2 separate regions of the Homo sapiens genome follow, and region 2 is linked to region 1. A link is a loop called in an ENCODE intact Hi-C map of the cell type or tissue named here. Cell type or tissue: left lung. All regions are shown on one strand. Links, peaks and the distances in the headings refer to the core of each region. The heading gives the core; the rest is flanking DNA. Region 1 overlaps PAX5 (paired box 5). Region 2 overlaps PAX5 (paired box 5).

What was found. Peaks named below come from ENCODE experiments on the same cell type or tissue, not always from the same donor. Only the 100,000 strongest peaks of a DNase experiment are listed, where the experiment ranks them.
Region 2: a loop joins it to region 1, with 5 times the contacts of the local background. A loop is called at or near these places in 3 of 110 quality-filtered maps.

The regions. Positions count from the first base shown.
Region 1 is chr9:36,852,935-36,858,306 of GRCh38, forward strand. The region is part of intron 8 of PAX5 (paired box 5); the gene reads right to left. Among named protein-coding and RNA genes, the nearest start is that of MIR4540, 8.7 kb to the right of the region's middle. In left lung, for the core only: no CTCF peak of the experiment used is centred there; DNase peaks (open chromatin) are centred at 1,307, 2,027 and 2,717; H3K27me3 peaks cover 2,556 bases.
Region 2 is chr9:36,899,641-36,905,012 of GRCh38, forward strand. All of the region lies in intron 7 of PAX5 (paired box 5), which reads right to left. Among named protein-coding and RNA genes, the nearest start is that of MIR4476, 8.8 kb to the left of the region's middle. RefSeq lists an enhancer at 944-1,444. In left lung, for the core only: no CTCF peak of the experiment used is centred there; no DNase peak of the experiment used is centred there; H3K27me3 peaks cover 1,255 bases.

The sequences.
Region 1 (5,372 bases), core at 224-5,223:
GCAGAGGAAAGGGAAATCTTCTCATCACATCCTTCTTCACCCCTGATGTATTTGAAACTTTTCAAGCATACAGCAAAGTTGAAAGAATGTTATAGTGAACACCTATGTAGCCACCTCCTAATTCTACCATCAATGTTTTCTTATGCTTGCTTGTCATATCGATCTTCATCCCTCTAGCCTTTCTTTCACCTTAATGTGTATTTCATTTCCAAGTAAATGCAAACATCAGTACACTTTCCCCTAAGTACTTCAGCATGCATACAATTAACTGAAGTTCATTACTTGTTTACTAGTTTTTTCTTTGGATACAAAATTTACACATAATGAAACACACAAATCTTAAATGTGCTATTGCTGTGTTTTGACAAATGCATAGATCTGTGTGACCCAAACCCCTACCAAGATATATTAATAGAACATTGTCAACAGCACAGAGAGAAAATTCTCTCATACTGAAGAAGGGGGCCTATTGACCAACCGAGAACCCAGCTATCTGGGGATGTAACTGAGTCATCCCTCCATGAACATAGAGCTCTGAGGTTAGCACTGACAGCCCCAAACCCCAATGGGTGAAAGAGCCCCTGACCTGCAAATTCAAAGTTTCTCCAAAGCCATTACACAGAACAAAGCTAGAGGAATGTATGCTGTTTCCTCAAAGACACAGAGAGAAAGCAGAGCCTTAAGAAATTTCAGACAAATGGTGGGTTTCCCCCAAACAGTACTGTCTTCCAATATAGAAGACGTGACTGTAAAAACCAATGCACTAACTAGAGAACACTGATTAAAATAAAAAGTTTAAAAAGGGGTTATGATAAGATGCACTTAATGCAGCTGTCCTGGAGATCCCAGAGGCAGAAACATCACCAGATTCAGAGGTGTTTTCAGCTTCCCCTTCGCTCAAAGCTCAGAGATGGCAAGAAAGTCAAAGTTTCCTAAAATTCTCAGAAGTGACAGGTAAACGGGCTCAGTATAGCTCTTAATTAACCCAAAACGACACCTGCCAGATGACGGGGATTTGCAGAGCGCACTGGGGGCCGACCCCGTCTGCAGATGGTGGGCTCCCACCTCTGCTCCAGACCTTGGCCGGCTGCAATTAACATATGGAAAGTCTTTCAAAGTGACTTCGCAGCCAAGTTCTGTTTCTGAAGGATTCAAACTGGGCTTAGAGAAAATCTTTGCAGAGGAGGAGGAGGAAGAAACGATTTGAAAAGGACCATGAGGTTTCTTCAGCTCCTCTCCATGGCTTTGCAGAACTGCATGAAATGCCTGGTGGCTCAGGGATCGGCGGCTACCCGGGATGTTGCGGGACCAAACTGTTGACGACCAGAGTGAGCGCAGGCACGGCATCACACGTAGCCACAGCCAGGCTTTCATAATACACATGTATAGACACTCCCGATATACACGTACACATGCATATAATGTATCTGTGTATGTATACGTAATAATATGTATAATATTTATAATATACAGATGTATGTATGTTGGATGTGTACACACACACATACACACACACTGGATTCTGGAGCTGTGTCAAAGCCTCTTAGAGTGACCTTGGACAAGTCATTTCTCACCAAGTCTCAGTTTTCTCATCTGTAAAAGTGGTGTGTTTGGAAGAAATTGAAATAAGTGACCTCCAAGGGCTTTCAGCTCTCAGAAGCTGTCTTCACTGCACCCACGCCAAGCCTCTCCCCCTCGCAGGCCAAGGCTTCTCACCGTTCCTCTCTCCACAGCAAGACCTTCCTGGGCTCCCAACAGGGAGATGAAAACCTGAGCTCAGTAAAGGTCAGCCTGTCGGCCCCGACAGCCGTGCATCGATCCATTGCTGGGAAAAACCTCTCTCCCACCAGCTCAGGCCAGCCACGAGGGCCTTCAGAAAAACAGAGGGAAGAGAAAAACCGAGAGAGAGGGTGAGCATGAGGGGCAGAATGCACAATGTGTCTCACTTCTGTTTCTCCCGAGAGCCGCGGACCCCACAGCTGGACGGCAGGCCTGGGTGAGCCCCAGGGAGCCTGGCGTGGAGGCCAGGACTCTGCCACCTGCCAGCTGTGCGGTGGCCAAGTGGCCTTTCTGGGCCTCAGTGTGATCCTCTGTAAAGAAGAGGCTGTTGTGTCCCCTTCCTGTTGTCTACAACTACAAAAACCCAAATCCAAGGATCCTCTAGGGAATTCAGTGGAAACAAACTCCACTGCGGCATCACGGTGCCTCTGCCACAGGGCACAGGTCCGACTCCACCAGCTGGCCATCCATCACAGGCAAGAGCTGGGGGCCTCGAGACACATGGGGCCAGGAGGAAACAATTGATCGGCTCCTGGTGTTTGAAAGGGGCAAGTATCAGTAGCCACAGGACTTCCATCTATCTAGATCTGTTGTACTTGCCTCCAAGGCTGACCTTTCTTTCTGTAACCTGCCTGGCCCCTGCAGGCATTTCCATTTGAGATCCCTGGCTATGCCATGGCACATTTTGAACAACACTGGTCCAAGTTTAATCCATTCTGCTGCTGTGGTCCTATTCCAAAATTCTGTCCTGTCCTGCCCTCATCTAAGCAAACAATGGGCATGTACAAATGACCCCCCTGAAGCCTCACTAGGGTGCAAGATAACACCTGATTTGTGTGCATGCGTGAGGTGGGGAGGGGGGTACTGCAGTGCCCTGTGCTGGGAGTGCCCACAGGTAGCACTTTGTGAAGATCAACACCCCAGACGCCGCCTGGTGGCGGTCAAGGCCCTTCAGGGGCTGGTTCCCATGGAGCTTCTCAGCCACACCTCCCACTGCCCACATCCTCCACTCCACCCCTACCCGCCACAAGCCATATTCCAGGCCAACCACACCACCAGTTGTTCTGCACACCTACTCCACGGGGCCGTTTCCATCTCTCATGCTGTTTCCTTCATCCCAAACACCACCTTCCTTCCCTTCCTCATGTCCAATTCTCCTATTTGTCAAGACCCAGCTCAAATACCACCTCCTCCAGGAAGGCTTTCTGGATTAATCATCCCAGCTGAGAGCAGTCCCCCACTGGTCCCTGAGTCCCCAGCCCTGGGTCTATCACTGCCCATGTCCCAGGGCACACAGATTCAGGGCTGTCTGTGACCCTGTCTTGTTTCCCCTGCTGTTGGGTCTGGCTTCTCCTCAATGGCAGGAACCAAGGCTGACCATCTGTGACTGACAGGTCCCTGCAGCCCCACCCCCAGCACAGGGCTTGCCCACAATACCAATGCAGACTGAGTGAGCACTAAGTGTGCCCAGCAGATGTTCCTTGAGCCAGCCCCTTTCAGAGTCAGAACAGAAAAGGTCGTGAAATCCATGCTGGAAAGAATTAGTGAAACACCAGTCCCGATCTTTGCTAGAAACATGGAGACAGCAAGGCAGAGAAAGGGAATAAAACACACAAAGAGAAGTGGGCTGTGTTTACTGCAGAAACCACCGTGCAGGTCCCATGAGTGAAAAGGGACACTGGTGCTCTCCTGAGCGGCTTAGCTCCCACCTGCAGGCCTCAGTAGGCCTCCCCTGCCACATAATGACAGCACTCAGTTCGGCTCACTTCAAAAGAGTGCAAAAGTACAAGCTAAAATAAAGAGACACAAATTTTCGTCTTTCTTTTTTCCTCTTTTTTTTTTTAGGCGGAGTCTCGCCCTGTCGCCCAGGCTGGAGTGCAGTGGTGCAATCTCGGCTCACTGCAAGCTCTGCCTCCCAGGTTCACGCCATTCTCCTGCCTCAGCCTCCTCAGCAGCTGGGACTACGGGTTCACGCCTCCACACCTGGCTAATTTTTTGTATTTTTAGCAGAGATGGGGTTTCACCATGTTAGCCAGGATGGTCTTGATCTCCTGACCTTGAAAATACACAAATTTTCTAAAGGGAGAAGCAAAAAAAGAGCAGTACCAGACTGAAGCCGGATTACAAAGATAGGAAGGCTCTAGGTTTTGTCCTTAGCACCTTTTCTCTGCATCCATTTGGCCACTGGCAGATGCTTGGCCTGGAAACCCGAAGAGTCTCTTTGAACGTCTAGAATGTTGCCAGAAGCCCCCATCCCAGGGCCTAACCCACTTGGCCCCAGGTTCTGCAGAGTTGAGTAGGAATAACATTGAACTACATTCCCAGGAAAATCCAACTCATGTATTCATGATAAGTGTCAAATAAACTCACTAGGTTCTCGTGTGTCTAGCCTCAACTGGGTTTGTTCAGGCAGTCATACACACTTCCCATGGGTCTACCTGGAGCAACTTCAGAGTTGGAATGAATGATTTAAAAGGTAGGGCATGGTAGAAAGTAACATCTCTCCCCAAGTTTCTAAAGTTCTTCACTGTCCTCCTATACTAAATTTGGGGAAAACTTATCTTAAGCTTTGACTTGGGGACTATGTTTCACTTTTAGACTCCTATACTGGTGATGCTGTGTATTTTGGTAACTCCATTTAATTCAGCATCCACTGTGGTCCTACTCCATTCAGAGCTCAGAGCTAGGCCCCCAGTAAGGCATACTCAGTGAAATGCGCCTAGGCTTCAATCCTCAGGGAACTGCCTGCATTAAAGGGGATTCTTAGACCCAAAACTAGACATTCGGGTGCCAGCAAAAGGCAAGATGGATTCAGAAGCAGAGTAGAAATGGAACTTCATACTAGCTAGGGTATCCAGGAAAGCTTCCTGTAAGAAGTGGCTGCAATGTGGGCTTGAGGACATTCAAATGTTGTCATTTAGTGGGTACCGAAATCTGTCCCATCACCTGCCAGCCCAGGCTGCATTGTTGAGTCAAAGTGTACTGCCTCTGTCCCCAGGGAAGGGAGTCCTCACTTTCTTTCAAGAAAGAGGCCAGTAAGCAGGACGCACACGGTGCTGACATGGAATGGGCCACAAAGACACGACTGTCCTTGCTTTCAACTCCCCAACAAGGCAGCTGAGAATGTAGGATACTGGCCGATAAACCCAAGGCTCCTGACAGCTCTGAACCACGTCATGGTTTTTGTAAATAATTGTAGAAAGGGGAGCGCTGATTTTCTGCACAGGCATTGAGGGCAGGAGTGGCTGCCACTCCATGTTGGTAACTGGGAGGTGGTGGAAAGCCCCTGGGTGTGCAGCCAGTCAGTCCTGGCCAAAGCCCAGCAGCCACTTAGCTGGGCAGCCTCGAAGAAGTCTCCTGAATCTCTGAGTCTGAGTTCCTAATTTGCAGTATGGTAATTACAACACTCAGAGGACTAAATATTGATGCATTTCAAAGTCCTTTGTGAATTGAAAAGTATTATACAAATGTGAGGAGCTATTTGATACTTAGCTCAATCCTTGGCACACAGCACATGCTTTGTGTGTCTATTGCAAAAACAGATACATTGGGACTTTTTTTTGAGCAAAATTATATTTCAGGATGTTTTTCTC
Region 2 (5,372 bases), core at 215-5,214, 47 kb after region 1:
ATGCCTGCCAGCCAACCCCCAGGACTACAGGGTTGGGGCCGGGCCACCAGGTCCTTGCTTCATTCTTCTCCCTTACTTTTTCCCCAGTCCAGGCATCCTCTGCAAGTCACTCAAGTCCTGAAGGACAGCCCCCACCCCATGGCCTCCTGATCCAGCCTCCTCTCCTCACTATGGCTTTCCTGGAGCTTCAGGGCTCCACTGCCACAACCCCCATCCCAAATCCAGTGCAACCATTTCGTCCTTTCTTCAGGTGGTTTCTGGCCATGTGCAGATTCCCTTGGGCTTTCATTTAATGCTGCCTCAAATCCTGTGGAAATGGATGGGCTATGGGAGATAACTGGCTGGAAGAACAAGGCCCTCCTAACTACCAAAGCCAATGGATTCTTTCCAGCCTTGTTACCTTGGATCTCTCTGCTCACTCTCTAAATCTTCAAATATTTTTGGCTGCCTGACATCATCGAACATCCTTCTTTTGTTTGGGGCATTTTCCACTTTAAGAGTTCAGGCTTCTTGAGGCCAAAGTCAGAGACGTGATTTCCCAGCCTCCCTTGCGTGAGGGTGCAGGCATATTTTTGGGTCCCCCAAGTAGACACGTGCGTGTGAGTCTTTAATTCAGAAGCTGATGACACAAAGAAGCAGGCACCACATGGAGTCCATCTGCTGAGGCGGAGGTCCTAGTGGTGACATCCGGTGTCCAGCGACGGTTGTGTGAACCAAAGGGTCTGCGTCCACAGGCGACAGCATGGCCGCTTCACAGAGTAGTCCTGCAGCATGGGCCAGGCCTTATGCCTGACTGGGAAGCCTCCAAACCTGGTTCTGTGGCCCTCTTGGAGACCCTGAGCATCTTAACATCCTTAGAAAATCCCTTTTCTGCTTAACAAGCCAGAGAGAATTCTGTTGTTTACAGTGAAGTCCTGTGACTGCTACAGCCTCCAAGATGGAGCGCATCTGTGGCGGGAGTGTCAATCACCACTCACTCCCCCACTCCGGGCTTCTCCATGGCGTCCTCCTCCATGGCGTCCTCCTCCTCAGCCACCCTGGTTTCCCAGAGTCCCTCTCCAGCTCTGCTCCTCCCCATCGTCCTTGTCTAAAGCTCTCAACTGAGTGACTCACATCCTCCCACCACCTGTGTCCATGCCCCCAGTCCTGACCCCGCCCCCACTGCCTCTGCACATTCCACCTGAGTGTCCCTGGGGTACCCCAAAGTTAAATATTCAAACCAGCTCCTCTTCCATGGTCTTCATCTCAGCCACTGGCTCCATTATCTCCCGGGTCCCCCAGACTCCAACCAGGGGAGCATCGTTGATGGCCGCCCACCTGTTCCTCACAAGTGACTATTGCCAGTTCCACCCCTCAAAATGTTTCCTCCATCCCCCTTTCCACAGCCTGGGTTCAGGTCCTCATCCGTTCTCTCCTGGGCTTTTACAGCCACCTGGGTCAGGTCAGGTCTTCCTGCGAGTCTCATCCTCCTTACCTCCACCCTCTGTCAAGACCCCACAGAGATTCCCCTGGAGAGTCGACTCTCCTCAGGGCTCCCAGCACCTGCAAGGTCTGCCCCCAGGTCTTTGGCAGCCTCAGGGACCTGGGCCCTCCCTCATCTCCAGCTGCTTTCTTCACTCATCCTTTATCATGCTGTTCCTTCTGCCTGGAATGCTCTTCCCTCACCTGTTTCCCCAGCCTGGTTAATTCCTGCTCATTTCCGTGTGCTCAAGTGTCACCTCCCTCAGGAAGCCCTCCCACCCAGCCTCGGGAAGTGGCCCCCGTTGTGCACCTGTGACATCTGTCACATGCCTCTCCTTATCATTTCACCTTTTAAAAACATTTACTGAGCACTTTTGATGAGCCAAGAGCCTAGCTTAGAAACCCACGTGCATGATTTCATTTAACCCTAGAACAACCCTCAGAACAACCCAATGAGGAGAGTGTTAGCCTCACTTCCAGGTGAGGAAATGGCGTATCAGAAAATGTAAGTGTCCTTCCCAGGGTCAGCCGCTAAAAGGTAGGGGGGTCTGGGATTGGAGCCCAGCGCTGTCCGACCCCACGCCCTAAACACCTAATGGTGATGCTCTGTTGCTTCACCCCAGGGAGCTCCTGTCACCAGCCCAGGTGGCATAACCCTGGCCAAGGAACATCGCCTTGCTGAGCCTCAGCTTCCTCTTCTGTAAAACGAGGGTCAAGTCTTTCCCTGCTGCCCTCCCAAGATGGTAGGAGGATCTGAAAAATAACAGATGTAAAATCACTTAGTAAACTGTAGAGAGTGGTGCACATGCAAAGAAGGCATTAGCATACTTTCAGGGCTTGTCTCACCAAACAATTTCCTTGCTCACATTAGAATGAAAGGCCTTCTATCTGCTGCTTCTTTTAGAGTAAGGGTGAGGGAGGGCTCCCATCCCCTCCCTAGACCAGGGTGTCCCTGTGATTTTTAAATTCACTATCTAGCTGTCCCTATCCCCCCTCCCAAAACACAATTGTGATAGTCAAGCAAAGAAAGGTGAGAGAAAGAAGAAAATCCATAAAGGCTCGGCAAAGCGGTGGCGGTGGAATTCTCCAGCTCCTGACCACCAGTTAGTGACGTCAGGATTTATAACTGTATTAAATGGTCTGACAGGCAGCCTTGATATATCAGTTCCCCCTTCTTCCCAAATCACAGACAATAAAAGCTTTGGCAGTGAAAGTCATTCATCATCATAAAGACCTGAGACATCCCAGTCATCAATTTCACTCACATCCTTAATACACTGGAGAGAGTGCAGGAGTTGAGCACCTCAAAAAGGGAGGAGGAAGAAAACACGAAGGAAGATTGAACAGGAATAATTACAAAGGTCAAAGAAGGGATTCATCCGGGAGGGTGCCGTGGGCAGAGCCTGTCCCTGCTGGAAGTGTGCTCAGGCCACAGAGAAACTAGGCCACTGATGGGCCCAGCCCTTAGAGAGGCCCTGAAGCCCAGGTGGAGAGGGGCCAAAATAGGCTGCAGGATCCGAGTGGGGAGTGTTGGGGGCATGGGAAGCCACACCCTGGCTCCATGGCCTTAGGCTGGGTTTCACCAGGGCCTTTTATTCCATCAGCCTCATTAGCACAAGACGGATTTTAAAATAATGAAGCCACAGGTATCTGTTTGAAATCTACCCCCACCCACACTGGCACAGACGGCTATTTGTGCCAACCATGGTTTTCTTTTGGGCAACACCTTTTGAGCAACTATAACATTCGGGGCTGATATTAGTGGTTGTGAAAGACCCCATAAGGCTGCCAATCCAGCTAGAAAAGAGTAGCTGCCCAGAGCCCTAAGTGCAGCCTCTGGCTTCACCCCTCCCCTTCCCCCAAATCCAGTCACCTGGATCACACCTGCTGGCCTGCCCCGGGACCTGGGCCGAGGTTCCCCACCCCTCACCACCAGCACTTGGCATCCTTCCTCCTCTCAGGCAGGCCGGGCAATGGAGGATAAGAAAGCAGGAACTCCATGGGGTGCAGGTGTGAAGAACTGGGGACTTCACGACTTGTTCCTGAAGAGAACCAGACCTAAGTGGCATGATCCTTACCCTGGCACTTGGCCTTCTCTCTCCCAGACCAAGGAAGGAGGAAGAAAGTCTGTTTAAGAAAAGCAGTTGGCTGGGAAGGGTGGCTCACATATGTGGTCCCGGCTACTCAGGAGGCTGAGGTGGGAGCATCACTTGAGCCCAGGAATTTGAGACCAACCTGGGCAACAGAGTGAGACCCCATCTCTAAAATATTTGTTTTTAAGTAATGACAATTATCTTTCTTATGCTTTTATTTTTTGCTTGAAAGCAAAAGAACAGAAGAAAGCTTTGGTCTAGGTGGGGAGTTTCTTGAAGCACAGGGCTCCCCACAATGGACAACACACAGCCTGAGGGCTGGGAGGCTGCACAGCAGGGGCTGAGAGCCCTGAGGCTGCTGGGGCATGTCCAGGTGGCCTGGCCCAGGCAGGAACATGAAAGAATACACAGCATGTTTCCCAAGAAAGAAGGAGCAATCATACCTGCTGTGTCTGCCCATCCACTCACCAAACCTTCACCCAGGACCTGCTAAGGCCTGGTCAGGCTGCATGAGGTCTGTCTGAGCAGGAGGCTGACCTAAGGGGATGCCAGCTTTTCAGGGGTGAGTCAACCCACTACCCTTCAATCAGATATCACCCAAGAAGCCCCATCAGTCCCGGCCCCTACACGTGGCCTGAAATCCACCTATCAGCTCTGTTCTTCAGATAGGGGTCTGTCCAACTCAGACTTCCTCTGGCACACTTCCAGGCTGCCATGACTCACCAGGCTTTATGAGAATAGTGTGGCTTAGAGGTCAAGTGTGTGGTCTGTGGAGTCTGACTGCCGGCATTTAAAACCTGGCTACACCACTTACAAGCTGTGTGACCTTGAGCAAGTTTCTATGCTTCTCTGTGCCTCAGTTACTGCACCAGTGAAATGAGGATGAGAAGAGTGACTCCCACAAAGGGTTGTTATGCAGATTAGACAAGCTATTAATAAGTCAAGGGCTTAGAACAATGCATGGTGCAGAGGGAGTGGATGGGAGCATCAGCTATCACTCCTGCTGGTGACTCTTGGCTCATGGGACCCTAGCTTGGGCCTGCCTCTCTAGCTGTTCAGGATTGAAACCAACTCTGGGGGAAGAGCTCCCTAGTCCCCTATCCTACACACCAGCCCCCTAAATAGGCTGCTGGGCCACACTATCCTTAACATGGGCATGTGACCCCATCTTGAACCTGGGTTCACAGAGGCATACGAAAGGAACTAATGGGTCTGAAAAGGCAAACACTTCTCTGGATGGGTTCATCCAGACAGGCAGCAGGTGCCCCTAAGCATTCATGCCAGAAACAACCTTACTAAACATTTATAGATGATCTCAGGGTGGGAGTAGAAGTTCTATGGCCTCACAGATAATGAAAATAAAAGCTAATAGAGATAAATTAGAGAGAGATTTTTTTCCTGAGCTGTGAACTTGGCCAAGAAAAAAAAAAGGCAGCAGACTAGTAGAAGCTAATGCATTTGGGAAGAAATAATAATTATGATAATATCTTGAATTCAAATGTGACTTTATGCTAATCAAAGATATGTATGTGAGTGTGTGAATCATGTCAATAACCTTGACAATGACCTAGAAGGGTGGAGTGCTGCGTGATTAGTAACGACCAATCATAGCAGACAGCTCGTTGGTTTATTAATTCATCCATTCATTCATTCAATAAACACTTCCTGAGTACATACTATATTCCAAGTCCCATACTAGGCTGTGCTGGAGAAGGCAGAGACAATTCAGAATCTTGTAGACTAAGAAGAAAGTTAGGCTGGACACAAAGAATTATAAATCAAGGCACAATGGGCTAACAGGCATAATGGTGGGCTGAT